Regions from separate parts of the Homo sapiens genome. Here all the other regions are linked to region 1. The links are chromatin loops, found by intact Hi-C in ENCODE. Cell type or tissue: mammary epithelial cell. All regions are shown on one strand. Each heading gives the region's core, and the rest is flanking DNA. Links, peaks and the distances in the headings are about the cores only. Region 1 overlaps GPR161 (G protein-coupled receptor 161). Region 2 has its middle 9.0 kb from the start of GPR161. Region 3 has its middle 42 kb from the start of TBX19. Region 4 has its middle 29 kb from the start of RCSD1.

The links. Hi-C counts contacts between places; a loop is a spot of excess contacts. Peaks named below come from ENCODE experiments on the same cell type or tissue, not always from the same donor. Only the 100,000 strongest peaks of a DNase experiment are listed, where the experiment ranks them.
Region 2: it touches region 1 in a loop (2.0-fold over the local background); 48 of 110 quality-filtered maps call a loop at or near these places.
Region 3: it touches region 1 in a loop (5-fold over the local background); 20 of 110 quality-filtered maps call a loop at or near these places.
Region 4: it touches region 1 in a loop (3-fold over the local background); 11 of 110 quality-filtered maps call a loop at or near these places.

Annotation. Positions count from the first base shown.
Region 1 is chr1:168,078,869-168,086,528 of GRCh38, forward strand. It overlaps GPR161 (G protein-coupled receptor 161), which reads right to left. Exons shown (of 6, transcript NM_001375883.1): 6 at 674-6,928. The coding sequence ends at 6,663. Among named protein-coding and RNA genes, the nearest start is that of GPR161, 54 kb to the right of the region's middle. RefSeq lists a silencer at 3,423-3,717 and an enhancer at 6,669-7,169. In mammary epithelial cell, for the core only: CTCF peaks have their summits at 3,579 (motif pointing left) and 6,065 (motif pointing right); DNase peaks (open chromatin) are centred at 2,713 and 3,563; H3K27ac peaks cover 1,112 bases.
Region 2 is chr1:168,142,088-168,149,747 of GRCh38, forward strand. No RefSeq gene overlaps it. Among named protein-coding and RNA genes, the nearest start is that of GPR161, 9.0 kb to the left of the region's middle. In mammary epithelial cell, for the core only: a CTCF peak has its summit at 3,899; a DNase peak (open chromatin) is centred at 3,914.
Region 3 is chr1:168,318,577-168,326,236 of GRCh38, forward strand. No RefSeq gene overlaps it. Among named protein-coding and RNA genes, the nearest start is that of TBX19, 42 kb to the left of the region's middle. RefSeq lists an enhancer at 2,415-2,709. In mammary epithelial cell, for the core only: a CTCF peak has its summit at 3,524 (motif pointing left); DNase peaks (open chromatin) are centred at 2,595 and 3,515; H3K27ac peaks cover 297 bases.
Region 4 is chr1:167,597,088-167,604,747 of GRCh38, forward strand. No RefSeq gene overlaps it. Among named protein-coding and RNA genes, the nearest start is that of RCSD1, 29 kb to the right of the region's middle. RefSeq lists an enhancer at 4,530-4,679. In mammary epithelial cell, for the core only: a CTCF peak has its summit at 3,153 (motif pointing right); a DNase peak (open chromatin) is centred at 3,284.

The sequences.
Region 1 (7,660 bases), core at 1,162-6,161:
AGTGATTTTGCAGTTTTGATGGTGTGTATTGCTCAGAAGCAGGGCAAGCCAGACAAGCCGTCAGGAGGCAGCAAAGAGAGAAAACATTCTACAGAGGCAGAATTCACAAGTGCCAGCTGCTTCCAAGATTGGGTGTGTGTCAGAGGACCCCAGAAAGCTCAGCAAACTGGACCGTAGGGCCACCATCCACTTGGAAGATGATTTCAGTGGTAGCAGGTAAGGGGGTCAGGAAAAGGTGGGTTTCGTGCCCCGAGGTGGTTCTGAGTCTCAATGGTAACGATAATCTGCCTCTTGCCCTCTTTGACTTTTGATTATGGGGTAGAAAATACATCTGTAGATGGATAGACAGGGCATAGCTCCCATAAAAACTCTGGGTTAAGAGTGTTTCTTGGGCATGGTGAGAAGTAGGTCATTTAAACAGTTATCTGAATTTAATTGCCTTGGAGGAATTTATGAAAATGCATGGATGAGTATTTGCAGGTGACTCTGGTATGGGCACTCCCCCACCAATTCTGCAGTAATCCACCCCTTTCTGCTCAGTCTCCCTCGCTTTAGCCCATGGGAAGGGAGGTTGACAATAGGGATATGGCTGCAGAAAATGGGAGAAAGGCAGAGGCACCCAACAAAGTCCACAGACCACAAGTCCAAGTACAAATTCACCATTTCCACAGTATACACATACCAAAAACATATTTAATCAGGTAAACAAAAATTCCAAATACATTGTTGCTTATTTATAAATATTGATTTATAATAATCCTAAACTTTTTTTTAACCTTAAAAAAATCATCCAAAGACTTCAAGTTAAATATATTTCAGGATTAGCCAGGGATTTTTGTTTTTCGAGGGTTGGTTTTTAACCACTTCTTCATCCAGCGGTCTATTATGAGAACACAACACAGTCCTCTGTCCCTTAAGCATGCAGGTTCCTTCTACTGCTCTCAGTGTGGTCTTGTCTGCCAGGCCTGTGATTCTCCCTAGGACTGTCTTTTCCTCTGGGAGGACTGACTCACCTGTGATTTGTGGTATTTCAAACTAGTGAAAAAAGGAAAAACAAAAGTGGCATTTGATTCCTAAGCTATTACTACTACCCAGGAAAATGCTTGCTGAGAGAAATGAACATAGCTTTGTGTATTGCATTCTAAAAATAACACCAAAATTGTGCTTTTGTAATCTTGTGCAGATTTGAGTTTGTGCTTTGATGTTTTCAAAGGAATCTTCAAGGTATTGGAAATACTTTGGAATCCAAAGTATTTGTTAGATACTTTCCAGTGAGTCCAGTCACTTTCCTTGGGCCTTCAGTTTTTTTTAGGTCTGGCCAGCAGATATTAATATCTCCCAAGATCCTTGGTTTATAATAGTTCTACATACCTAATAAAGCCCTGCTGGCCTGTTCTGTGATACTGATGACTCTTAACTATACCTCATCTTCCTTGACCTATAAGACTAGCTCCTTGCTTTTCTCATCCCCTTGGCCAAGACTTGGAGTTTGGCTTTGACTCTGGCTTAACTTACTTTGAGACCTCAGACAATTGCCCTGGATTCTGTGTCCCCTCTCCCAACCCACAAGGACAGTATGGCTCTGCTCCTTCTTATAGGCATATATGGCTAATCACAGCCATTCTCCTTTGCCTACAGTGAAGACGGTAATTTCCTCTCTCTCCCACAGGCTCCATCTGGGGTTCTGCATATATTGTGGGTAGCATCCCTGCCCTGCCTCTTAGGGGCTTGGAGGATTAGGGATTCTGTGAACCCAAGAGCCACAGCCAGGCAGTCACTCTGTCACTACAGGACAGAGCTGTCCTCAGCAACCAAGGGCATTTCTCAGGGAGAATGTCCTTTCTGGACTGTAAGGAAGGTCAAGCTGTATTTGTGCTATGATTTGGAACGTTACACCAGGCCCTGGGGATTTGATCATCTTTGATAGTCATTCCGGACAAATTAGAATGATTTTATCTTTGTACAAACAGGCCAGTAGCATAGAGGATAGACTTTTTCTTTTTTTTCTTTTTTTAGGCGGGGTTTCGCTCTTGTTGCCCAGGCTGGAGTGCAATGGCGCGATCTCGGCTCACTGCAACCTCCGCCTCCTGGGTTTAAGTGATTCTCCTGCCTCAGGCTCCTGAGTAGCTGGGATTACAGGCGCCCACCACCACGCGCAACTAATTTTGTATTTTTAGTAGAGACGGGGTTTCTCCATATTGGTCAGGCTGGTCTCGAACTCCTGACCTCAGGTGATCTGCCCATCTCGACCCCCCAAAGTGCTGGGATTACAGGCGTGAGCTACCACGCCCGGCTGAGGATAGACATTTTTAATAGAAAATCTCATTTTGGCTCCCTTAGACTTCTCAAGTTCCAGATGCTACTTAGCCTTTCCTCCCTGCTCTCTATTGCCTGCTCTTCCTCACCACATCCCTGCTTTTCTGAAAGTCCTTCCTTGCTGTGCAACAAATATGACAAAATTCCCAAGGCAAAAACCTTTAACACCTCCCATCTAGGATAACACTTATATTTTCAAGATTCTCACTTCATTATAGAGATCCCTATAAAAAGGAATAATACACCCTCCCCACAGAGATACTGTGAAGAAACACCAGTGGCTCAGCTTCAGCTGCACCCCAGGCATTGTGCTGCATGCTTTCCAAGTATTTCCTCATAGAATCCAGACAGTCACCCTGTGACGGAGGACTCCCTCAATCCTGTGTGTCTCCACATTGAAACAGATGACTAAACTTCCCTTCACAGATGAGGAAACTCATAAGTAGTGACTTGTTTGAAAACACCCATGTAATTGGAAGCACGGGATCTGAACTCATGACTTAACCATACCCACGTCTTCACCATCCTCACTATATCACACTTGCACTGGGGTAAAATGAGATAAAGCATTTGGAAGTACCTAACACAGCACCTAGCACATCATAGGCCCTCAAATGTCAAACAGGTCAGGCCCACAGAAGGCAGTCACATGCCAGCTCACTGCCTCCTCTTTATAGCCACATCATCCTCAGTTCCTTCCAGACAGGACACAGCCAGGGCTCAAGGCTGAACACATGTTGTGAATGTATCTTGTGGTCCATCCAGAGACATGTCTAATCTGCAAGTATCTAAGAGGCATATTGTCGGGATGGAAAATATTCAGGGAAATCTGAAGAGACTAACCATCTGTCATTGTATCAAAGCATTTTTCCTCCGTCTCCTGTCTCAACCCAAATTCCTTAGCCTATCTATTGCAAATATTTAGTCTCATTGGTTGTTCACTTGTTTACAGAAAGACCACATAGTAGCTCCTCAAATAAGAATCAAGGAACATTGGCACTAGATGGCCCTTGTCTTACACTCCTCAACTCTGCTTCTCCAGGAGCAGTGATCTACCTAAGATCACTCAGTGGCAATACCTGTGAACCTGGATGGGGTCATGCATGTAAGCAGGCTAGCCAGGTGGTCCTTGGTCACCAAGGCCGTGGACTACACGATAAGGGCAAAGGAATTCAAAACAAGAGTGCCCAGCCAGAGGCAAACAAGCTCTCAGGTTCATCCTTGGCTCTGCACAGCCACACCGCTGCCACCTAGTGTCTAAGGGCCTGAACTTCAGTCTTGGTGCCTCTGGCCAGGGAAATGGCTGTGTTGAGCTGTGTGTGTGCTCTGTAATGTGGGACTCCCAATGCCTTCTGGGTCAAAACAACCCCAAACCTGGTATCTGTGGCATAGCACAGGGACCCAATAAGGCGGAAATCTCAATGAAAGAGGCAGAGGTGGGCAGCAGTCCTAAATGTGGTCTTGTCAAAACCAGAAGACACAGGACTGAGTTGTTTAAGCTAACGAGTAGCCAAATGTCCCATGTGCCACTGTCCATGTGGTCCCATCAGGAAGGCTGCAGGCCTGCCACTGCATGGCAGTTTACAGCTAAAGAGCCTGGGTTTAGTGGGGGCACTTGGGGTTTCGACCTTCTGCACTAACGGCAGATATCCTCAGAAATGCTCTCAGGAACTTCAAAATGTGTGAAAATTCTCTTTTCCTTCTCCCCCACACCCCCTTCTCTCTTTCTCTCTAGCTGAATAAAGGCAAATTTGAATTCCTGAATATGGAAAATATGGTTCTAGCTGCCAAGCATCCTTCAAGACTTAGCTCAAACTGTCACTTACCTCATGGAGCCATCCCTAACTCCATATTTGGAAATACCCACCTCCCTCTGAAGCCACACTTCTTTCTATAACCACGACTTGACTTTGCTAGTTATTAGAATCGGTATCCACAGGTCCTGCTCCCTAAATCAGAGTGCACACTTTAGTGGTATTGCCTACAGAGCCTAGCCTGGTGCTTCGCATACACTGGATGTGCAGTGTCTGGTAGACGACTAAATGAATTGGACCTCAGTAAAAAAAGGGAAACACAGTGAATCATTTTGTGAAATGCAGTATTTCTAGATTTAGATTAAATTCTATAATAGCCCAGCTAGTGTGGGGTCAGTGGGGGAGTGGGGGGCTGTCTCAGGATTCTTTCCCTAGAGCCCAGTCTAGTACAGTCAGGGGAACATTCTCCAACCCTTGCGTTTCAAAGCCAAGCTGCTGCACTCAAGAATGCCTACACCTAACCAGCAACCCATCCTAGAGATAAAGGTCTCTCTGCCCTGTTCCACCTCTGTGCACACTAGTTGATCAGGAATATGGTCCCTTCAGAAAGTAGACAAGTGCTAGAAAAAAATATATACAGGGAATATATATAGAAAACGTGAACCACACGCAGACGTAGGAATGCCATCCAGTGATGGAAGCAGAGTGTCTGACCTGCACAGGTGAACCTGCCCTCTGCTCCTTCCCACTCCCATCCAGAAGCTAGGCCAGCGCCTGGCATCCAGGTGACCCAGAATAGTTGAGTTCAATCACCACAGGTAGCAAGACTCCAGGCCTCATGAAAGGTCTTTTACAAACTGCAGACCAGGGGACCAGCTAACCATTGGTTTCTGCCACACAACACAAAAACACAACCTCACCAGGAGCTAGCTGGGCCCCAAAGAAAAAACCACAAGGGTAATTCACTTTCTAGAACAGCTGCCTCTCAGCAACCAGCAAGATCTCCTTGGAATCTACCTTCTGCCAACCAAAGCAGAGAAGTCCTGAACTTATTTAGTCATGATGCAGGCCAAGGGCAGACGCAAGAGGAGATCAGTGGCTTCCCAAGTCATCACAGCAATTACTCCAGGACCAAACTTCAACTGCTGTTCCAGCACAAAGGGAGGAGAAGAGAGGTTTAACCATCCCAATCACATTCCTGTGCTTCCCCTTCTGAGATGGTGACCCTGCCCCTCATGCATCTTGGTGGCTGGCATTCTATCCAGATTGTGCTCTAATGGACAGGGCAGACAAAGCCACAGAACCTTGATCTGCCTGCACTTCACATGTGCATGAGCAACCACACTCCAAAGTTATACAAAGGTCGGTCCGTGGGTCTGCTTTTGTGTTTTACCTATCTCTGCTTTACAAATCCTGAGAACACCAAAGGTCAGAGCTGGAAATGATCTTGGAGACCATTCAATCCAACTCCACTCTGTTTTCCCACTTTACAGAGGACCTAGAAAGGTGACAAGATGTCCAAATGACATGTGCACACAAAGACAGAGCTGGGCCAATAACCCAGGTTGCTGGCTGTGGGTCCAGGGCTGCTTCTATCTTATTTATACCAGGCTTGTGATAATAGTAACTGTTGCTCTTGGGAGTGTGCCATGCAGAACTGAGGCCAGCTATTTTCATTGGTCACTCAAACATCACACATAGAATCTATTTAATGAGGCTTTCCCATGTGAACAAATTCCCTTCCATAATAACAGTTTCTCTATTTCCTGGCTGTGCTTGGCACTACAGTCCCATTCAGTCCGGTAAAACAGTGGTACGTCTTAAATGGATTTTTTTTTTAATTCTGGAAATGAAACACCTAGTACCTGCCCTTCCTCTTGTCTTTTATAGTGGTTTCTCCCTTTTGAAATACCAAAGAACTTGTCAGTAGGGAAGTAGGCAGGGTGGGCCAGTCTGCAAGAGGCCTGTGGCTGTCCCTATTAGCACCAGCAGGTGGCGCCACTGAGGACCGCTCCGAAGCGCTCTGCTCCTGGGTGCTTTCTCTGCGGACCAGTCCTAGAACTGAGGGTCCCACACTGCCCGCATCAACCATGTAGAGGCACCAGGACGGTCGCGTGTCATTAGGAAGAAGTGCTGTGTCATCCTTCACAGTACACTGGGGAGGGTTCTCCTCCTGAGGCATCTGGCACAGTGCACGGCTGGACTCCCAGCACACTGTGAAGAGGAGGAAATGATGCATGTGGGGGTCTCCTTCCAAGCCCTTCGTCTCTGGTCCTCCCATGCCCCACCTCCCAAAAAGCCACAGCCACATCTCTAGATTTTTTTTTGGTTTTTTTTTTGCTTTAGATGCTTCTGGTCCCATCACTGGGACCTAAAAGAAGCTCACATGTGGTCTCTGGAAATGCTGAAGCTGTGGACTGTAGACATTATTTTCAGTCCTTGTCCTGGTGGCTGCATACCAGATGCTGCTCCTTCCCTGTGTGTGGCCAGCTGTACACAGTGACATGCTCCCAAGGCCGCGGCACAGGCGGTGATGGGAACTCCTCCCCGGGCCAGCCTCTCAGGCTGCAGCCCCACGGCACCCTGAGGCCCTCATCTCTGCTCGGCAGCTAAAACATCTCCTTCTTCGATGCTCTGCAACTGCAGCCTCTGGCTCACAAGAGTTCTGCTGCCTCGGCGGCCCCCGAAGCCGCCCCCCGGGACAGTCCGTGCTGTAACCAAGACCCCTGGCAAAGCCTCCTCCCCAAATAAGTTGATTTTGGCTTCGGCCTCAATGGCTTTGGCCAAGCTTGCTGCGTAACTGTCCAAGGACTTGTGTACTTCAGCTTTCACATGAAGAATCGAGTTCTTGGCAGCTTCTGAGGGAGAAGGCAGAAAAAAAAGTCAGCTGAGGAGCCAGGCCTGGGGACTACCTTGGGGACAAGCCTGCTGCTGCTCCACCACCCCGGGGAGGGAGACAAACCGCAGTTAAGGGCGTGGGTTTCAAAGTTCCATTCCTAGACCAAAAGCTGACTCCCTGACTTCCTACCTGGGAAATCTTGGAAAAAGTATCTAATCTAGCCTCAGTTTCCTCATCTGTAAAGAGAAGATATTAAGATACCTCTTACTCCAAGAAGTTACTGTGATAACTAAAGGAGATAATTCTTTCTAAGATGTTTGGCCTATGTCTGGCCCATAGAAAAGACTTGATAAATACTTTCTACTAATGCTAATCAACATTTTTACATCTTTGAAAGAGTATTCTGGTCTTTGAGCTCCCTGAAGCAGTGTAACAAAACTTCCACAAACCCTAATGTCATCTCTCTCCTCTCCATATTTGCTCAGAGATTCCCCATGCAGAACCTCAAGGTTGGACGTGACATTACAGGTTCAAGCCCCCTCCCAGGATTAGGAGCCCTAAACTAAAACGAACAGAAGTGAGAGGGGGGAGCCCTTCAATTTCACACCCTGTTCCCTGTTATTATTAACTCATTGCCTATTTTCTCTGGACATTTCAGGGGAACAATTTATCCTCTCCTCCTTACATTTTCTGGAAAGTAGGCAACCTGTACCCCACTCTCCAAGAGGGAAAGACTGGAGGGACCTCCAGC
Region 2 (7,660 bases), core at 1,229-6,228, 63 kb after region 1:
CCCCTTATCTTCAAAGTCAGCAAAGGCATGTCAAATCCTTCTCATACCCTGACCTTTCTGGCTTCCTCTTAATTCCCCTTTCAGCCAGAGAGAGCTCTTTGTTTTTAAGGATTCATGTGATACATCAGGTCTACATTCCCTGTCGTAAGGTCAACTGTATCAAACAACAAAATCCTAGGAATGATATCTCATTATATTCAAAGGTCCTGGGGATTAGGAAAGGGCATCTTTGTCAAGCTATCTTCCAATTCTGCCACAACAATATAAAGAATTTCAGGGCCAGGCACAATGGATCGTGCCTATAATCCCAGCACTTTGGGAGGCTGAGGTGGGAGGATAATTTGAGCCCAGGAGTTCAAGACCAGCTTAGCCAAAATAGCAAGACCTTGTCTCTAAAGAAAAAGAAAAATCATTTTTAAAGAAGTTTTTAAAAAACAAATTTTTGGGCCGCGTGCGGTGGCTCATGCCTGTAATCCCAGCACTTTGGGAGGCCAAGGTGGGCAGATCACCTGAAGTCAGGTGTTCGAGATCAGCCTGGCCAACATGGCGAAACCCCATCTCTACTAAAAAAAAAAATACAAAAATTAGCTAGGCATGGTGGCTCATGCCTGTAGTCCCAGTTACTTGGGAGGCTGAGGTAGGAGAATTGCTTGAACCCAGGAGATGGAGGTTGCAGTGAGCTGAGATCCTGCCACTGCACTCCAGCCTGGGCAACAGAGTGAGACTCCGGCTCAAAACAAAAATTTCAAGTGAGTTTAGAATATAATATTTTGATGGCACTTTCCTAGTGGGATATGTTCTTAGGACAAAAAGAATCTCAAAAAAAAAACAAAACTCAATCTCACTCAGTTCTCTTATGTCAGTGGTACTCTGGTATTGTTGTCTGAAACAATTAAGATACATAGAAAAAGGCCGGGCGTGGTGGCTCATGCCTGTAATCCCAGCACTTTGGGAGGCCGAGGCAGGCGGATCTTGAGGTCAGGAGATCGAGACCATCCTGGCTAACACAGTGAAACCCCGTCTCTACTAAAAATACAAAAAAAAATTAGCCGGGTGTGGTGGCGGGCACCTGTAGTCTCAGCTACTCCGGAGGCTGAGCCAGGAGAATGGCGTGAACCCAGGCAGCGGAGCTTGCAGTGAGCCGAGATCGTGCAACTGCACTCCAGCCTGGGAGAAAGAGCGAGACTCCGTCTCAAAAAAAGAAAAAAATACACACACACATAGAAAAAAGCAAATAAGTAATTACCTTTATGTTGTGGGACCTGTGATTTTTCGCAAGGAAAAAAATATAAAAGTGTATAGGTAAGTAAAAACCTACCTGCAAAGAATAATTTGCGTTTGCCAACCCTAACCACTCAAAAGGCAAGAAGAAATGAGAACACAGAAGGAGTGAGCACTCCTGTAGCAATGAACACTGCTAGCAAGCAGACGTAGTCTTAAAATACCACTTCTCATTAAGAGGAACTAAGGCTCCTTGCAGAAATGGCTTATTCCAGGTCTGAACTTTATATGCTTTTTTTTAAAAAAAAAAAACAAAACATATAAAATGAATCTGGAATATCTTTGTGTACCAGAAAAGAGATTTCAAAGACCAATGGGGTCATTTTGAAAAGATACAAGAGCTGATCTGAAGGGACAATTTGAACATCAAAAAGAATAAGAAGCCAGGCACAGTGGTTCATGCCTGTAATCCCAGTACTTTGGAAGGCTGAAGTAGAAGAATTGAGGCCAGGAGTTCAAGAGCAGCCTGGGCAATATAGTGAGACCACATCTCTAAAAAAAAGAAGAGTTGCAATGGATTGGAACATACCTGCTAAAGCTTGAATGTTTGAATCCTCCAAAACTCATGTTGAAACTTAATTCCTAATGTAACAGTATTAAGAGGTGAGGCCTTTAAGGGGTGATTGTGCCATAAGGACTCTGCCCGCATGAATGGATTAACTCATTAATGGATTAATGGATTAATAGATTAATAGGTTATCATGGGAGTGGGTTAGTTATAACAAAAATGGGTCTGTTAAAGAAGCCAGGTCTGCAATGGCTCTCTCTCATGCACCCTCCTCATCATGTGATGCCCTGTGCCACCTCAGTACTCTGCAGAGAGCCCCCGCCAGCAAGAATGCCTTCAGCAAGATGCAGCCTCTTGGCCTTGGATGTCCCAGCCTCCATAACTGTAAGAAATCAATTCACTATCTTTATAAGTTACCCAGGCTCAGGTATTAAGTTATAGTAACAGAAAACTGACTAAGATAATATCCACATAGAAAAATCTTTGAGTTTATAGTTGAAAAAATTGGTCACCATTGGTGATTGCTAGGCAACCAATTCATTCCTCTGAAAAATTAGTAAATAAAAGGAAGGAATCAAACATTTATTCCACTTTTCCTATACGAATTGCATTCAGTGTGACCAAAGAGTAGTTAGGGAAAGTTCTTTTTAATAGAAAAATTCCAACAAATAAATGCACAAAGAAGAACAGAATTTTAAAATCACCATTTTGCAACCCTTAATGAAATAACTATTGCAGGCAATGGTGATCAATGTATACTAAAACCATTAAGTGAATAGTTGATGGAGAACCGATCAATCTTAGTATCACACAAGAACGGAATGTAATGGGAAGTATTCAGCACCATCTAGGAAGTATTCTTAAATAAATCTTGCAATGGTGGATGAATGTTGAGCAGAAAAGAAAGTCAAAAAATGTCTATGTTAAACTTTAAGCAACAATTCCTGACTTAGTTGACCACTAGCTAAGAGAATGACCCAATGGAATAGGAGACAGATTGAGAAATGTTACCATCACTTTCCTGCCCACCTTATGATTTCACCCTGAGCAGGCTTTCTCTCCACTATTGTCAGTTTGCTACTGTGCTAATTTTGAGTTGTCTTTTAGCCATTGACGTTGACCAGCAATGGAATCTAAGTCCAGGATACATGGAAAGTATACTGTCATGAAAAACGGAGTTTTTGAAAATGAGTACACTGCAAGCTGGGGAAAATCCTTTTTTTTTTTTTCTGTAAAAACTGAACCACCTGAGAAGGCATAGGTGTACTTATTTTTCTACACACTTAATTTGTTCAGTTTTAGAACTCAAGATCCTTTATTATTGTTAGTGTATTAAATTCATACCTTTCTGTTCTTACTGCCATTGCCTTTTTTTTTAAAATCACGTCATGCATTTGAAGGAGGGATTGTGGTGTAAACATCAGTCCATGGGTTGAGTCCAAAGACCTGGATTCTGATCCTGACTGTGCCCAGGCTTGTTGATGGTTGTGACCCCACAGTGAGATGCGGATTAAGGGTCAGATACTCCAAGGGAAGGGGCTGAAGAGACCAAACTTCCTGTGTGGACGGTCACGGAGTCCTCTGAGAGGGCTAAAGAAACACCCCCAGGCTGGTGCAGGAAGCCTGGGAGATCTTCCCTTTGGACCAGTGGATGGAGTCAGAGATCAGGATGGTTGCAGAGGAAAAGCTTCCCAGGGTGGAGGGGCAGGGGCTGGGAGAATGACCCCAAGGTCATGTAAAGAGAGGTGATGCTGGCTAAACAACTAAGTTTTGAGAGGCAGCGAGGCTCCTTCTAACCCTGGTATCACGGTCAATTTAATTTTATCTGTGCCTTGTGCTTCCTCTAATGAGGAAAGAGAGGAACGAAGGCTGTGCCCAGTTAGCTGTGTCAGTCAAGACAACCAGGAGTAGATTTTAGTCACCTTAAGGTCGAAAACTATGTTTGTTATTTGGAGCTTCTTTTCTTTAGTTCGCTTTATTTTCCCCTGGTTTATTTGAGAATTTTCTTTTGAAACTACCCATGAGACTCATTTCTACTAGGAACGTTAGAAAAGTAAAAAGACATTCTTTTCCTCTCCCCTTAGGCCGGGGAGGCAGAGGGCCCCTAGTGGCCAATGGTGGAACTGCAGCAGCCCAGTCCCAAGACCAGGTGGACCTGGCTGCTGGTTGGTGAACAAGAGCCTCTCAGAGAGCGAAAGGGCCTCCACCGACTCTGACAGCCTCGGTGAGGGGTGGGAAGGGGTGGGAAGGGGTGGGGAAGGACGGGGAGGGGTGGGGAGGGACGGGGAGGGGTGGGGAGGGACGGGGAGGGGTGGGGAGGGGAGGGGCGGGGAAGGGTGGGGGGGTGGGGGGTTTGGGGGAGAGGAAGGGACAGGAAGAAGTGGGAGGAGAAGAGGGAAGTGGGGAGAGAAAAGGACAGAAAAGAGAAGAAAAAAGGAGAAATGCCAATAGAGGCTTCTAAAACATTCAATATTTACTTCTAGCAAATAAATTTACTTCTGGCAAATAAATACTTTTAATAATCTCCAGTACAATGCAGTAATTTCTTTACGCAGAAAAATTAGAATCATTGAAGTATTTTGATATAAACAATAGTATTTTTACAGAAAAATAATACAGGATTACTGAAAAAATTGCTCCAATTTCCGTTTGAATGGTGGCCGTATGTCACACATAAGGTATAGTTTTAACAGAATTTAAAATGTTCCATCCCAGATGGTAATGCTTTTCCATATAATTGCGCTAACAACAAAAAATTAACTATTATCAGTGGGGTGGATGGGTAATGAGGCGTACATTTAAGGTTGAATGAGTAATATTTTCTCTCCTCAGTCCTGTCTGGGTGTCTTGCTGATAACGTTATTTGGAGATAAGATAAAAAGTTTAAATTTAAGCTCTCTTTGGAAAAGGGAATCCACATCAAACAGCTCTCCTGATCCCTGCCCTTTATTCCTCCCTGTTGATAAACCCTACAGTGAAGTGAACCTGTGACTCCCAAACCCTATTACCTATTAGAACTACACGTAGAAGCCGGGTGCGGTGGCTCTCGCCTGTAATCCCAGCACTTTGGAATGCCGAGGCGGGCGGATCACCTGAGCTCAGGAGTTGAAGACCAGCCTGACAATATGGCGAAACTCCGTCCCTACTAAAAATACAAAATTAGCGGGGCATGGTGGCATGCGCCTGTAGTCCCAGCTACTTGGGAGGCTGAGGCAGGAGAATCACTTGAACCTGGGAGGCGGAGGTTGCAGTGAGCCGAGATTGTGCCATTGCACTCCAGCCTGGGCAACAAGAGAGACTCAAAAAATAAAAATAAAAAAACATGTAGAGGCCGGGCGCAGTGGCTCACGCCTGTAATCCCAGCACTTTGCGAGTGCGAGGCCACGACGGGTGGATCACTTGAGGTCAGGAGTTCGAGACCAGCCTGGCCAACATGGTGAAAACCTGTCTCTACTAAAGATACAAAAACTAGTTGGGTGTGGTGGTGGGAGCCTATAATCCTAGCTACTCAGAAGGCTGAGGCAAGAGAATTGCTTGAAACTGGGAGGCTAGAGGTTGCAGTGAGCCGAGATCAAACCACTGCACGTTAGCCTGGGCGACAGAGCGAGACTCAATCTCAAAAAAACCATACCAAACAAAACAACTACATGTAGAGCTTTGAAACTATCCATATTCCTGGTTCTCTTCCAACACCTCTAGATGGATGTTTCCGGAGGTGAATTGTCCTCAGATTAGCATTTGGAACTAGGACGCTGCACTCTCCTACACCGTTAATAAAAGTATATATTTGCATGAACATGACAATTGGCAATATCTATTAAATTACAACAAATATGTACCCTTCGACCCAGAAATTCTAATCCTGGGACTCTATCCCATAGAAATAAAAGCACCAGGGCCGGGCGCGGTGGCTCATGCCTGTAATCCCAGCACTTTGGGAGGCCGAGGCGGGTGGATCACGAGGTCAGGAGATCGAGACCATCCTGGCTAACACGGTGAAACCTCGTCTCTACTAAAAATACAAAAAAAATTAGCTGGGCGTGGTGGCGGGCGCCTGTAGTCCTCAGGAGGCTGAGGCAGGAGAATGGCGCGAACCTGGGAGGCGGAGCTTGCAGTGAGCCGAGATTGCGCCACTGCACTCCAGCCTGGGCTACAGAGCGAGACCCCGTCTCAAAAAACAAAAACAACCAAAAAAATAATAATAAAAATAAAAAAAAAAGAAAGAAAAGCACCAGTACAGAAAAATATATGAGACCTGGCACGGTGGCTCACACCTGTAATCCCAGCACTTTGGGAGGCCAAGGCAGGTGGGTCACTTGAGATCAGGAGTTCGAGACCAGCCTGGGCAACATAGTGAAACCTCATTTCTATCAAAAATACAAAAATTAGCCAGGTGTGGTAGTGCATGCCTGTGGTCCAGCTACTTGGGAGGCTGAGGTGGGAGAATGGCTTGAGCCTGGGAGGTCGAGGCTGCAGTGAGCCGTAAATGTCCATCTATAGAGGAAAGATTGAATAAACTGTAGAATAACCACACAGTAGATTGTATTATTAAACAAGAAAGAGTTGAAGTGATATCAATTGACCTGGAAGGATTTTTACAATGTATATTGTTAAGAAAGTACAGCAATAACTTAAGACATGTCTTTTGTAAGAGTATATAAGTGTATCAAACTATGTATTGTAAGAAATATAGGAAACAAATAATGGCCAATTTCTCAATACTTGTGCTATTGTATGATTGTGTGACCATGAAGAAATGTATGGGAAAATACACACTAGACTCTAATTGTTTCTGTTTATGGGGAGGTGTGGGCACAAAGAGAGGGCAAGGATGTTGTAAGGAAAAGAGTACCAAGACTATAGAAACATAATGATGTGTGTATGAAATAAAAATATGTAAATATGATATATTTACATATAATATATACAATATATAGAATATATTAAAATAATGAGACTGTGACATAGTATAATATAATAGCAATTTAAAATGTGGACTATAAATTCTACCTCATATTGTGGTAAATATGTAAAAATTAAGTGTGCAAATGGAAAGTTCTAGAAGGTGACAAAGACGAGTAAAAATTCATTTCATTTTTTATGATACTAAGAGTAAATTTCTTTTTAGATGTGTTACTTAATACGGAATCTGTAATTATGTAGAGTGTTTTGCTTTCGATTTTTGTCTGAAGAGAAAGGAAAAAAGAAACTGCTGCTCTGGACTCTAGTGGGGAAGCATTACTTCCCTTATATGGTGTAGTGAAAAGAACTCAGATGTTCCAGCCAGATGCTCTTGAGCTTGAGTTTTGATTCTATTACTTGTGATATTAAGTAAGATATTTGACCCCTCTAAGCTCTGGTTTCTCCAGCTCTAAAATAGGGATGGTAATTGTACCTACCTCATCGGTAAAGGGCTTGCTACAGCCCCTGCCATGCAGCAGACTCCTAAGAAAAGTTATCTATTTGTGGTAGATTAATATATTGTGGTGTTTATATATATAGATAGATAGATATTTGTATATATATTTATATATCTATATATCTATATATACATCTATATATCTATATGTGTGTGTGTGTGTATATATATATATATATATATATAGGTTTTACTGCTGTGGAATTATCCAAAAGAAAAAAAAAAGAGCCATCTGTATTGTGCTCTCAGTATTTTCTCTCCTTTTTTCCAAAAGGCAAGCAAGGTTTTGTACTCCTAAGTTTTGAGGGAGATTTGTATTGTTTGGTGGGAGAGGGTGAGGAGAGGAGAGGTGGGACACAGGCAAAATCAGAGACACTGAAAGTTCTTCACAATGAGAAGGGAAAACCATGGCTGGCAGAGACTTTCCTCCTGCCTCTCCTAAATCCTGGAGA
Region 3 (7,660 bases), core at 1,220-6,219, 240 kb after region 1:
GTCTTGGTTATACTTGAGGACAAAAACTGTCTTCCATTGCTGTACCTCCAACACCTTGCACATGTGCCTGGTAGGTACATGGTAGGCACCCCACAGGTATTAATCCAGAATTTTTAGAAATAATCCTTAGCAGTACTTGGAAATTTTAGGTGGGGAAACATGTTTGGTTTGATAAAAAGTTCTTTGTATATTTTTGTCAAAGTTGTGTCTTTATAAGATCGTATTTCTTTAGAAAAGTTTTTTTTTGTTGTTATTTGTTTGTTTGAGACAGAGTCTTGCTCTGTTGCCTAGGCTGGAGTGCAGCGGCACGATCTTGGCTCGCTGCAACCTCTGCCTGCTGGGTTCAAGCAATTCTCCTGCCTCAGCCTCCCGAGTAGGTGGGATTACAGGCGCTCACCGTCATGCTTGGCTAATTTTTTTGTATTTTTGTAGAGATAGGGTTTCACCATGTTGGTCAGGCTGGTCTCAAACTCCTGACCTCTGGTGATCCACGCGCCTCGGCCTCCCAAATTGCTGCGATTACAGGCATGAACCGCCGGGCCCAGACAGATTATTATTTTTAATAGCTTTATTGATATATAATTTACACAGCCTATTTAAAGGGGAAATTCATTGGACTTTTCTAGTATATTTACAGAGTTGTGTGCCCATAACCATAATCTAATTTTAGAACATTTTTGTCACCCTACAAAGAAAGCTTATACCCATTAATAGTCACTGCCCACTTCCTTCCTACTCACCTCCACCCCCTCCCCTAGGCAGCCACTTATCTCCTTTCTTTCTCTATAGATTTCCCATTCTGGACACTTCATTTGGCTGGAGTCATGTGATGTATGGTCTTTTGTGACTAGCTTCTTTCACTTAGAGGATCCTTGATGCTGTGGCGTATATCAGTACTGCATTCCTTTTTCTGCCAAGTAATATTCCATTGATAAATACAGCCACATCTTTTTTATCCATTCATCAGCTGATGGGCATTTGGGATGTTTCCACTTTTTGAACATTCATGTATGAGTTTTCGTATGGGATAGATACTATCTATCATTTTCCTCGTCTTACAGATGGAGGGAGCCAGCTCAGACAGCGTAGATGGGGTTTTCAGTGTAACACAACTAGTAGGGGCAGAATTCAGACCTACCTGACGATGAAGTTTTTGTTCCCATTCACAACCCAATGTCACCCTGTACTGAGGATTGTCCCAAGCAGGAGCAGTTACGTTACTCAGCTGGCACTTCCCCTTGGTTTCCTGTTACATTTACATCAGATTCCCAGGGCTGCGGTGGCGATTAGGGAAAAGAGTCTGTGTTCACACTTGGGAGGAGGCTGGGCGTAGGGCGTGGGAAAGCGGGAGACAGGGAGATCGTGGAATGAGCAGGGCTTCATGGGCCAGGGACCATCTGGGGCCTAGTGGCAGATTGCTGGTCTTCCAAGGACTGGATAGCATCTCTAGGGCATTTCCAGAAACCTTTTGGGGCAGATTCTGGTGAAAGTCTGAATTTCCTGGAGAAGGAGAATGTGGGTAAGAGCACATTATAATTTGATTAAGAGCAATGTGATCTCAAAATCTAATGAAGCCTGGCAAATATTGATTGGTATTGAGGTGATTGATTTTAGGATAGACATTTAAAAAAGTGCACTTATTGACAACAAAACAAAAATGTGTTGTAGCCAAAGCATTCAGAAATCCAAGACTTAACTTTGCAGTTTTAAAGTTCACAAATGTGATGAAAGGGAGAAGGACTTTGTAATCTTTATAATGATTGATTAGACTTTGAATTGGGAGCCCGTATGTGTAAGTTATGCTACTGTTTGGTCAGCCTGCTGCCAAGTCAGTTACCAGCAAGATGATGCCATAAATTTCTTGCTCTGCAGAGAGGATAAGATATAGGGACCATTGATACTTTCTTGTCAGTGCCTCAGACTGAGGGGCTTCCTGGGATATAGGCATTTCAATTTAAAATTTCAATTTAAATGGAATAAACTTTCCATTAATTTCCATTTATTTCCAATAAAATTTCCATTTCAATTTAAAATGGAGACAGCCTGGATTTTCCCAGGATGAGTTGGTCAACCTGTAACATTGGACGCGTACTTGTGGAGTCCAGAATCCTGCTGTGTTGACCACATGGGGAATGAATATTTTTCTGAAAAGAGATAGGGCAGAGATGAGCAGAGAGAGTAGAAAAGCTAACAGCTGGCCTTAAATTCCTACGGTTGCACTTTTCTTAGCATCTTGTAGGTGGGTCTATTGTTTAGCACAATTATTTACAGAAGGCAAACTGTTATGTAGAGCAGCTAGAAGCATTGGTTGCAGTAAAAGCAGCTGTTTTATTTCATCGTAGACAATCCTGTTTATCTCTCCCAGCCCAATCAAATGTACCCCGCCAAATACTTGGCTATGATCTGAGACCTAGGAAAATAGCATGTGATCTCTGTCTCTCACTTTTTTTTTTGGCATGTGATTTTAAGATTTTCATCTTTAAAGTTATTGTAAAACTCAAGGCCCAGAGCATGGCCCAGAACTAGTGGGAGTTCACAAAACAGATCAAGAATCAGAGTTGGTGAGTCATGCAGGCTCACAGCACTCTGAAACACAGGGATAGGGCTTACTCATCAGTTCAGACATTAGGCGTTCCAAAGGAGGTCCTGGGGGTGTGGTGATGACATTGCCCAGGATCAATTATTTAACTGTTGTTTAAGAGGTAGGAACCTCATCAATGGGTTTACATAGGGAGGAGATAGGAAGTAGAGAAAGCAAAGCGTTCTTCCAGTGCCCTGATCTCTTTCCATGTGGGCTAGTGCCTCATAAGTCCAGAGAGGTTACACTATACGTGGGATAAGGGTAGAATAAGGGCTTGGGGAGCACTTTTTTCTTTCTTTCTTTTTCTTTTTTTTTTTTGAGGCAGCCTGGGCTCTGTCACCCAGGCAGGAGTGCAGTGGTGTGATCTCAGCTCACTGCAACCTCTGCCTCCAGGGTTCAAGTGATTCTCCTGCCTCAGCCTCCCAAGTAGCTGGGATCACAGATGTGCTCTACCATGCCCGGCTAATTTTTTGTATTTTTAGTGGAGACTAAAAATACACCATGGGGTTTCACCATGTTGGCTAGGCTGGTCTCAAACTCCTGACTTCAGGTGATACACCTGCCTTGGCCTCCCACAGTGCTGGGATTACAAGTGTGAGCCAGGCAGCACTTTCTTGAATGTTCTCAGAGTTGTACATAAACCTGAGACATCAGCAACTTCATAAGTAAGGTCTTTGGTATACGCAGAATTTTATATACACTTAGGGTAATTTTTGGGAGGTGAAGAGAAAAAGTGAGGGGAAGGGATCCATAGCTTTTATTAGATTTCCAGTGGGATCCATCATCCCCCCAAAATTAAAATCTACTGCTCTATATGTTCTTCGAATGATATGCTCAGCTCATAACTCTAAGTTTCTATGTAAGTGCTAAGAGCTTATAAATATTCTCCAGCTAGACCTCTTCTCTTGATTCTGGATTCCATGTATACTACACTACCACCTACAGGACATTTCCACTCTGTGTCCTATGGGTGCCTCAATGTCAACACACCTAAAACTCAATAATGGCTTCTCTTTCTATATTACCCATTATAGATGATGGTAGATGAATGACATCACCATTTACCCAGGTACTTAAGTCTCTTTCTTTCATTTGCCACATTTGATTAGCCACTAAGCCTGGTCTCTGCTACCTCAGAAATACTTTTCAATTTAACCCTACCACTTCCTTCTCTCAGTCTCAACTGCTACATCCCTCCTGTAGCCAGAAATGAAAATCACAGTAATAAGCCTTGCACCCCAACTGAGAAAATACTTTAAGTCACAATAGCCTAAAGTTCTAGCAGATTGAGAAATGACCACCTCTTATAACTTACCAAAGTACTGTCTTGCAGAGATACTAATATATAATACCTTAAAATACCTTAGACAGCTGTTCACTTATGTCTAACAAAATAAGTTAGAATTTATTTTGAAATATAGGTGAATCTTTTGTGTATCCAAAGACCAACTTTAGGCTCCTTTGTGAGTTTTGGAGCCAAAGAGAGGAAGCCTGGAATGGAGGCTCCGTTGGCAAAAGGAAATAAGGTTCTAGAAATGCCACTGTGTAAGGGCCTGGGTGAGTAGAGATTTATTTATTTTTTAATTTTATTTTCTAAATGATGAATAATAATTGTACATATGTATGGGGTACACAGTGATGTTTTGATACGTACAAGGTAAAATGATCAAATCAGAATAATCAGTATATTCATCATCTCAGACATTTATCATTCCTTTGCGTTGGGAATGTTCAGTATCCTCTTTTTAGCTATTTGAAACTATATAATACTGTTAACTATAGTCAACAGTGCTCTAGTACTCTAGAACTCCTATCTAATATAACAGTGCCGCAATGAACATCCTTGTACATTTCTCTGGTGAACATACATGAGAGTTTCTGCAGGGTAGATACCTCCAAGTAGAATCCCAGACTTAGAATACGTGTAGCTCAACTTTTGCAGGTATTGTTCAATTGTTCTCTAAACTGGTTGCATCAATTTACAATGTAAGCAGTAATAAATAAGTTTCCAATCTTGCTATCACCCTGTGTTACAAAGCTACATCATGTGTCCCACCACGCCCAACTAATCTTTTTTATTTTTCGTAGAGATGAGGATCTCATGATGTTGACCAGGCTGGTCTCAAACTCCTGGGCTTAAGTAATTCTTTCACCTCGGCCTCCCAAAGTGCTGGGATTACAGATGTGAGCCACCATGTCTGGCAATACACCATACTTTATTTCTCTTTTTGATAGGCGTTCTAAAAATGTATGTATTAGAAGTCCTGTGTTTGTAAGGCAGAAACCCTTAGCAACACCATAAGCAGCAAATACACTTGTAATGTCTCGGATATAAAAGAAACTTAATACAAGTCTCCCTAAATTTGACAATTTTAGAAATATACATGAAATTAGCAACAACTGCTTGTGACATGGAAAGAAACCGTTCTAAAATATTAATACCCCCAAATCCCACCACGTTAAATCTTGATTAGTCATTTTAGAGATAGACTAAATTACTTTTCTAGTTTCTCTATGGAAAATAATATTACAAAAATCACTGTATGAAAAGGCAATCAGAGTATATAGCTAACAAACATTGGTACTAAATGAATGTAATTGTTATGTCATTTCTGGCAACATAGAATCAAGGCACCTCCCAGCCTCTCCTACAGATGTGTGTGCTATTTCCATGCCTTTTCCTGCCTTATGGTGGCTGCTGGCAATTTTGGCATTCCATGGCTTGTAGATGCCGTACTCCAATCTCTGCCTCCATTATCACCTGGTGTTCTCCCTGTGTGTCTGTCTGTTTCCTCTTTTTATAAAGACACTAGTCACTGGATTAAGGCCCATCTTAATCCAGTGTGATCTCATTTTAACTAATTATACCTGCAAATATGTTATTTCCAGAAAGGTCAAATTCTGAGTTTCTGGGTGGATATGAATTTTGAGGGACACTATTCAACCCAGTACAGAGTATAAGCAAACTGTCCGTGTAAATAATTCAGTGTAATCCACTTAAAATGTACCAGGGTAGAAAAGCATCTTCCCAGTTCTGTGCCTCCATGGGGTGATATTTACATTCTTGTTTTTATGCAAAGACCCAAGAGCATACAAATTCTATCCTTCCTCCCTCCCTCACATTTATCCTCTGTAGACATTGAAAGTCCTGTGAAAAAGCTGAAGCCACAAATAATGTGCTCCAATACGGTGTGACTTCCAGGAAGTGCTCTTAAAGGGAGGGTTGAGAACTTCTTAGCCTGGATTCCCTTTGCTTGTTGGCGGAATGCAGATGTAATAATTAGAACTTGAGCAGTTATCTTGAACCATGAGGTAGAAGCCACAATTTGAGAATCAAATTATCTTGAACTATGAGGTAGAAGCCACAAGATAGAAGGACTATGAGTTCACCATACTCTTTGAGTTATCATATCAGCCCTAGACTTCTTACTTCTGGGATTTGTTTTCATAGGACAAAATAACCTTCTATCTTAAAGTAAATTATTTTGGGTTTTGTGTTATTTGCAGCAGTGAAACTATTCCTAAGTTTTACAACTGCTTGTTGTTTTTTAAAAAATTTAAATAATTGTAAATATACTCATTTTATATGCTGGTCTGATTATCATACTATTATTCAAAGTTCTTGGGATCTAATTCTGCAGTTTATTGTGTCTATTGACTCACACTCATGAATGATTTCTTATTGTATATTTGTACTTTTGATGGGTAGCTCATCTTCGTTGGAGGATTTCTCTCTCTGTCTCTGTCTCTCTCATTGCCTGTGATTTGAGTCATGAGTGTTTTTTCAGAATGGCTTATATTTGCTTTCATTCTGTACCTCTGACGTATCACCATTTGTTCTAGCTGCTATTGCTGCATAACTAACCCCCTCAAGTGTAGTGACACAAAACCACCATTTAATTAGCTCATGGAGTCTACTGGACAAAACTTCAAAAAGGGCACAGTAGGGACGGCTGGTCTCTACTCCGTGGTACCTGGGACCCTAGCTGAGAAGAACCAAAGCCTGGGGGCTGAGTCATATAAAGCCTCCTTCACTCACATGTCTGGTGGTTGACACTGAATGTTATCTGGGACCTCAGCTAGAACTGTTGGCTGGAATGCCTACAGCCTACATGTGTCCTCTTGAAGTGACTGGGCTCATGGCATGGGGCTGGGTTCTAACAGTGAGCATCCAGAAGAGAGCCAGAAAAATCTGTCTTACCTTTTATTACCTAGCCTTGGAAGGCATAGGGTATCACTTCTGTCATGGTTGCAGCTCACCCAGATTCAAGGGTGAGGGAAAGTGGACTCCATCTTTTGATAGCAGATATGTCAAAGGGATTTCGTAAGAAGAGCATGTGGCATGGGAAATGTTCTTATGGCCATTTTTGAAAAAAACAAAACAAAACAAAACAATCTACCAGATCAGATCAGGACCAATTTTAATGTTAATTTCTTACCTTGGGGTTTTCTTGTCTCCACATGTTGAACCAGTGCTAAATCCAGTCTCAAGTTCAAGATTTTAAACTATCCACCCCTAAATTTGAGATCTCAGTTTGAGATTTTAAACTATCAAGGAACAATTTTTCTTCCTCCTAGAGCCTAGACAAAAATGGAGAACCTTCCACATAATTCTTCTTGTATCAGTTGGTGGTCTTTCCCAAGGTCAATTGACAATGTAGACATCTGAAGGTCTTGATTTTTGTAACTGCCTCAGTTTTATATTTTTAGGCATCTTTCTCCTTCACTGGCTGAAGCTCCCCAAGGACAGGCCCTGTGTCTCCTTCATCTTTGTATTTCTGGCAACTTACACAAATGCCCATTACATTGTAGAGGCTCAGTGAGTGTTTCTGAACTGAACTAAACTCTCTTTCCTTTATTCTGATATCATGTTTCTGACCTTTACAGAGTATCCAATTATTCCTGCTGACCTCATTATTTTATCTTTTTTTTTTTTTTAAAGAGTTATTTGTTGTTTGAAGACTTTCTGTGATTACTGGAGGTACAGGACCATAGATGTCCAATAAATTAATCATGTTATGAGTTTAGCATTTAGTTGATTCCTTTTATTTGCAATGCAACATGCATAAATATTTCAGT
Region 4 (7,660 bases), core at 1,162-6,161, 480 kb before region 1:
TCATCCCTGGGTATCCATGGGGGATTGATTCCAGGATTCCCAGCAGATACCAAAATCCATGGATGCCTGTATTAGTCCGATTCCACTCTGCTGATAAAGACATACTTGAGACTGGGAAGAAAAAGATGTTTAATTGGACTTACAGTTCCACATGGCTGGGAGGTTGAAATCATGGCGGAGGGTGAAAGACATTTCTTACATGATGGCGGCAAGAGAGGAGAGGAAGAAGCAAAAGCAGAAACCGCTGATAAACCCATCAGATCCATGAGACTTATTCACTATCACGAGAACAGCAAGGGAAAGACCAGCCTCCACGATTCAATTACCTCCCCCTGGTTCCCTCCCACAACATGGGGGAATTCTGGGAGACACAATTCAAATTGAGATTTGGGTGGGGACACAGCCAAACCATATCATTCTGCACCTGGCCCCTCCAAATCTCATGTCCTCACATTTCAAAACCAATCATGCCTTCCCAACAGTCTCCGAAAGTCTTAACTCCTTTCAGCATTAACCCAAAATTCCACAGTCGAAAGTATCATTTGAGACAAGGCAAGTCCCTTCCACCTATGAGCCTGTAAAATCAAAAGCAAGCTAGTTACTTCCTAGATACAATCGGGGTACAGGTATTAGGTAAATACAGCCATTCCAAATGGGAGAAATTGGGCAAAACAAAGGGGTTACAGGGCCCATGCAAGTCTGAAACCCAGTGGGGCAGTCAAATTCTAAAGCTCCAAAATGCTCTGCTTTGACTCCACGTCTCACAACCAGGTCATGCTGATGCAAGAGGTGGGTTCCCATGGTCTTGGGCAGCTTTGCCTCTGTAACAGCCTCCCTTCTGGCTGCTTTCACAGGCTGGCGTTGAGTATCTGCAGTTTTTCCACACACATGGTGCAAGCTGTCAGTGATCTACCATTCTGGGGTCTGGAGGACAGTGGCCCTCTTCTCACAGCTCCACTAAGCAGTGCCCCAGTAGGGACTCTATTTGGGGGCTCCAGCCCCACATTTCCCTTCTGCGCTGCTCTAGCAGAGGCTCTCCATGAGGGCCCTGCCCCTGCAGCAAACTTTTTCCTGGGCATCCAGGCATTTCCGTACATCTTCTGAAATCTAGGCGAAGGTTCCCAAACCTCAATTCTTGACTTCTGTGTACCTGCAAACTCAATACCACATGGAAGCTGCCAAGGCTTAGGGCTTTCACCCTCTGAAGCCACAGCCTGAACTCTATGTTGGTCCCTTTCAGCCATGGCTGGAGCAGCTGGGACACAGGGAACCAAGTCCCTAGGCTGCACACAGCACGGGGACCCTGGGCTTGGCCCACAAAACCACTTTCTCTCCTGGGCCTCCGGACCTGTGATGGGAGGGGCTGCAGTGAAGACCTCTGACATGCCTTGGAGACATTTTCCCCATGGTCGTGGGGATTAACGTTAGGCTCTTGCTACTTATGCAAATTTCTGCAGCTGGCTTAAATTTCTCCTCAGAAAATGGGTTTTTCTTTTCTATTCCATAGTCAGGCTCCAAATTTTCTGAACTTTTATGCTCTGTTTCCCTTTTAAAACTGAATGCCTTTAACAGCACCCAAGTCACCTCTTAAATGCTTTGCTGCTTAGAAATTTCTTCCACCAGATACCCTAAATCATCTCTCTCAAGTTCAAAGTTCCACAAATCTCTAGGGCAGAGGCAAAATGCCACCAGTCTGTTTGCTAAGACATACAAGAGTCACCTTTGCTCCAGTTCCCAAAAAGTTCCTCATCTCCATCTGAGGCCACCTCAGCCTGGATTTTATTTTTCATATTGCTATCAGTATTTTGGGCAAAGCCATTCAACAAGTCTCCAGGAAGTTTCAAGCCTTCCCACATTTTCCTGGCTTCTTCTGAGCCCTCCAAACTGTTTCAACCTCTGCCTGTTACCCAGTTCCAAAGTTGCTTCCACATTTTCCACATTTGCTGAGTATCTTTTCAGCAACGCCCCACTCTACTGGTACCAATTTACTGTATTAGTCCATTTTCATGCTGCTGATGAAGACATACCCAAAACTAGGAAGAAAAAGAGGTTTAATGGATTTACAGTTCCACATGGCTGGGGAGGCCTCAGAATCATGGCAGAGGGCAAAAGTCGCCTTTTACATGGCGGCAGCAAGAGAGAAGAAGAAGAAGCAAAAGCAGAAACCCCTAATAAACCCATCAGATCTTGTGAAACTTATTCACTATCACGAGAATAGCATGAGAAAGACCAGCCCCCATGATTCAATTACCTCCTCCTGGTTCCCTCCCACAACATGTAGGAATTCTGGGAGATAGAATTCAAGTTGAGATTTGGGTGGGGACACAGCCAAACCGTATCAATGCCCAAGTCCCTTATATAAAATGGCATCGGCCGGGCACGGTGGCTCACGCCTGTAATCCCAGCACTTTGGGAGGCCGAGACGGGCGGATCACGAGGTCAGGAGATCGAGACCATCCTGGCTAACACGGTGAAACCCCGTCTCTACTAAAAATACAAAAATTAGCCGGGCATGGTGGCGTGTGCCTGTAGTCCCAGCTACACGGGAGGCTGAGGCAGGAGAATGGCGTGAACCCGGGAGGCGGAGCTTGCAGTGAGTCGAGATCGCGCCACTGCACTCCAGCCTGTGCGACAGAGCGAAACTCCGTCTCAAAAAAAAAAAAAAAAAAAAATGGCATCGTATTTGCATATAATGTACACATATCCTCCCAAATACTTTAAATCACATCTGGACTACCTAATGCAATGCTTACACATCACTTCATTTGCCTGGATTCAATGTAGTACTCAGTGCATGCAAATTCAAGTTTTGCTTTTTGAAACTTTGTGGAATTTTTTTCTCACACAATTTTGATCCGCAGTTGGTTGAATCCACAGATGCACAATTCATAGAATACCAACTATTCCAAGATTACTTCCCTTTAGTTTCTCCTGCAGGTCCTGGTACTTAGTAATTTGCCTCTGGGTGGAGTTCTGCAGATTTAGCAATTTTTCATCATTTCTTCCCAGCATGCTTCAAAGACATAGAAAGCAAAAGCGAAAACAAACAAAAGAAGCAAAAACAAAAGTGTTTCATAGTTTTAAGATTGTTTAAAATGTGCCTTTCTCCAGAGTTCAAAGGTGCGTTGTGCTCCTGACACATGAGGGCACTATTTCTGTAGTTTGTAATATTCATGGTACAGAAAGAATATTCATGTGGGAAGCTAGGTCTGCAGAACCGTGGCTAGGAACATGCAGAGAAAAATGGTTTGCTATGTGTTCTAGGCTCGCCAGGTTTTCCAAGTGTGACATGTCCTAATGTACCCTATGAACAATGCCAGGACTCTCGGGGCTGCAACCTGGCCTTCTGACCACAGGGTTGCTAGCTGGAACTTCCTTGAAATGAGGATGACCTCATCTCATTTAGCTCTGCAGGGATAGAACTAGTGTATTAAAACACCAGCTTTGGAGACTGACTGAGAATGAAAGATGAATGACCTAGAGCAAGCTGCTTAACCTTTTCTTGCTCTAATGATGGAGGTATTGCTGAGCACAGTGGCTCACGCCTGTAATCCCAGCACTTTGAGAGGCCAAGGTGGGCAGACTGCTTGAGCTCAGGAGTTGAGACCAACCTGGGTAACATGGTGAAACACCATCTCTACAAAAAAATATAAAAATTAGCTGGGCATGGTGGCACATACCTGTACTCCCAGCTACTTGGGAGGCTGAGACGGGAGGGTCAACTGAGCCTGGGAGGTCAAGGCTGCAGTGAGCTATGACTGCATTACTGTACTCTAGTCTGGGTGACAGAGTAAAGCCCTGTCTCAAAAAAGAAAAGTAAATAAATAAAAATGGAGGTATTGCCTCACAGATCTGTGAGGAAGATTAAGTGGGGGTAATCTATCTAAAGCGCCTGACACTTAGTTGGAACTCAATAAGGAGACACTAATAGTGTTTGTTACTTAGCAGTGCTGATGTATAGTGATGCTCAGGACAAGTTTAAGCAAGCGAATGAATGAATAGGATGTGTAGAATCACACAGATTTTACCAAACTGAAGAAAACTAACACTTTCGAGCTTTTTTAGTGTTGAATCACTTCAGGGCAAAGTGATCAGCCAGTGTGCGGTAAGCCCTCTAAACTTCTGTTAGCCTTCTTGATTCCTTAACTGAACCGGTGAGAATGCTGAGGTCAGAGGAAAAAAGTGATGTGCCCCAGGCTTCAGAGCTGTTTAGGGGATCGGGATGAGACCCAAGGTCTCCTGAGGCCTAGCACAAAGCTTAACCCATAGGGACCTGCCTGGCTGGGCTGGGAGTTGAGGGGTTAACAGACTGATCCTAGAAAACAAATAGGCTTTTGGCTTGGTTTACCTGTGCTTGCTAGGCATATTGTTACCCAGCAGTGACCCCGTCTGAGTGTGGAAAGAGCTGAACCACAAGAGCATCCCAGCTTGCCCCAGGGCAGCCACCCAGGGTTGACCTCTAATCTGAAGACATCTTTGGGGAGAGCTCTCACACACTTCCCCAAATATACTTCTATGTGCTTCTGTGTGTGTCACAAGAGGCCTTGGGTCACCTCCTTCCTTTGCGCAATGAGATCAAAAGAGCAGTTTCTGCTTCTGCTGTTGCTTCTTTCCTGTTACCACTTTCTTGGACTTTTCGGGGACTGTTGAATTCTTAGGACACAGCCCTGCTCTGGCCCTGGTGGGCTTCCTCTATTAGAAGGCTCCCCAGGGCTTCCTGACTGGAGCAGATGGCCCTCCCTTTCCCGGGTGAAACAGGCTGACCTGGGCAGGCCGGCCCCTCTGCCTTTGATCTGCAGGTGGGAGGCAATAAAAGGCACTTTCCACGTGCCTGCTATAACCATATTTTCCAAATTCAAAAGCAGGACTCAGGAGTCTCTCTGAGCCTACTCTGGTTTGAGAGGCTGCCTGTAAAAATAAATAAATTAAATAACTAAGAGCAGGACTTTACCCACCCCATACATATGTCCTTCTAAGGACTTTGAGACAAAAGATGGGAAATTGGACCATGCCAGGAAACCCAGGATGGCTGGCTGCCATACACAGGCCTCATGGAAAATTCTCTCCTCTGGGGGATGTCTGCCGGAAGTGCCATCTGCTTTTGCCACAGATTCATGGCTGTGAGTGTGGCTCAGGCAATAACCACAGTAGACCCTTGGTTAACTCCTGCTGTGGTTCCGCCAGGAAGCCTGGCATGAACAGTTGTGTCCAGGAAATCTTTTCCCTGATTTCACTAGCTTGTTTTATCTGCCTGACAACCTTACTCCCAGGAAGGCTTTGCAAGGCACTTTCACCTTCAGCTCTTGGAATGAATAAATACAGCTATGATTTTTTAAAAAATATCAGTCCAACAATTTCGGTATGTCCAATAAATATCATAATGACCTGTTTCACGTATCAGGAACTGTGCTGTGCACTGTCAGAGATAAAATGGTGAAAAATGCCATTCTCTTTAATCCTTTTGAGGCCCTGCTGGCATGAAATCGTGTTAGTGCTCAAGGGAAGGTACAATGGCTGAACACATAGTTTCCACCTTTTCACACTCAACTACAGTACAGATTAATCACGGTGTCATAGGAGGGAGCCAGACTTGGCATCAGATCCTGGATTCAAATCTTGCCACCTTCACTTGATGACTGTCTGGTACTGAACAAGGTACTCTTTCAACCTCTTACTCCTCATCTACCAAGAAGGAGGTCATAATTCCTCCTGGCAGTGAGGTTGGGTGAGGAATAAATGCTGGCACATTGTTTATGAGCCTAAGGCATAATAGATGCTGAGAAAAGGTTTATTTCCTTCTTTCCTTAAGGAGCTTAGAGGCTAATAGATAACAACTGGTCCTGCTGTAACTAACACACACTGCTGACTGTCATACAATCTCAACTAGGGGTGTGAAAGCATGCCGAGGTGGCCTTTTGAGGTTTGTTGCATATGCTTGGGGAAAAACGCTCAGATTAGCATTGCCGGGGGCCGTTTCCTGGGCTCCTTCCTGCAGGGCCTGTTTCGGGGCCCTCCACCCAAATCCACTCCGGGAGGAGTAAGTTTCGGGGCCTTTATTACCCACTTGTGATTAGGGATCAGAAGTGGCCAGTCGGGGTGGGTTGGCAGTGACTTGCACCCAAGGGAAGGATGGGAGCCCACAAGAGTGGCAGGGCTCTGGGGAGAGAGGCAGGCTAACCAGTAGAAGTGAATAGGATGTGCTAAAGTATTCCCTTGAGAGTGGAAATACCATACAGAAGACTTGGATATGTGGTTTTCACCCTAAACCAAGCTGAGGAACCAGCACCAAATGCTTAACAAACACACAAACAAAAACAAAAACCCCCCTCTGGGTGGCCCAATGCTGTAGCACTTCACTTTTCATGGGACCTTGCAGCTTACATGCAGCATTCAAAGACATGAGTTTATTTGGGCCTTCCAATATCCGAGCTTGGTAGGTAGGCTAATTTCATCACTTCATTGTACAGAGGAAAAATCTGAGATTCAGAGAAGTTACACAACTTGCCAAGATCACATCTAAGTAGCAGAGTTGTGGCTCTAAGCCACATAATCCAGACTTTTTTTTTTTTTTTTTTTTTTTTGAGATGAAGTCTCGCTCTGTCGCCCAGGCTTTAGTGCAGTGGTACAATCTCAGCTCACTGCAAGCTCCGCCTCCCGGGTTCAAGCAATTCTCCCATCTCAGCCTCCCAAGTAGCTGGGATTACAGGCACCTGCCATCATGCCCGGCTAATTTTTGTAGTTTTAGTAGAGACAAGGTTTCACCATGTTGGCCAGGCTGGTCTTGAACTCCTGACCTCAGGTGATCCGCCTGCCTTGGCCTCCCAAAGTGCTGGGATTACAGGTATGAGCCACCACGCCTGGCCCAGACTTCTTAAAGAAAACATAAATGGCCTATCAATTCATGTAAGAGTGTTCCAAAATTATTATAGTAGTGGCTCCTCTATGTTCTCCCCAATTTTTTTCTCTTTTCTATAGCAACAGAAGTTTTTTTACTGTGTACATGGAAACTCAGATAAAGACTCTATTTCCCAACTTCCCTTGCAGCTACAATTGTTCATGTCATTGTTTGGGACAACATGAGATATAAGTAGAGGTGATATGTGCAATCCTCAAGGCCAGACTCTTAAAAAGAAGTTGCATGTTCTCCTCCATCTTGATGGTAGGGATGCAAGATGTGATGATAGGAGCTGAGCAAGACATTTTGTGGTGTACCAGCTCTGAACCACTCACCTGGAATTTTATGTGAGAGAGATAAACTTAAGTTTAAGCCATTATATTTTGGGTTTATTTGTTACAGAAGCCTAACATTTACTCTAACTAACATGGGTATATGGATCTGATAATAGTCCTTAGGAAAGAAGACTGTGGAACAATCATGAAAAAAGAATAGGAGTTAAAGCCTGCAGGACATGTTACCAGTATGTTCTGCCCTTGCAGAGTCTCCTGAATTCTGTTCCCTGTGTTGGGCCTCATCCTTAGGCACACAGAGGGTGTCCCCTCAAATTCTTATTTCATCAAAATTGAGCCAACAATTGCCCTTTCTCTCAAATTGATTTCAGGTGGCATGACTCAAAGAGCACCAGACTTAAGGTCAGAAGATCTGAAGTCTAATTCCGGCTCGGTTTTTTCTGCCGTTCACAGTTATTTAATCTCTCTGAGC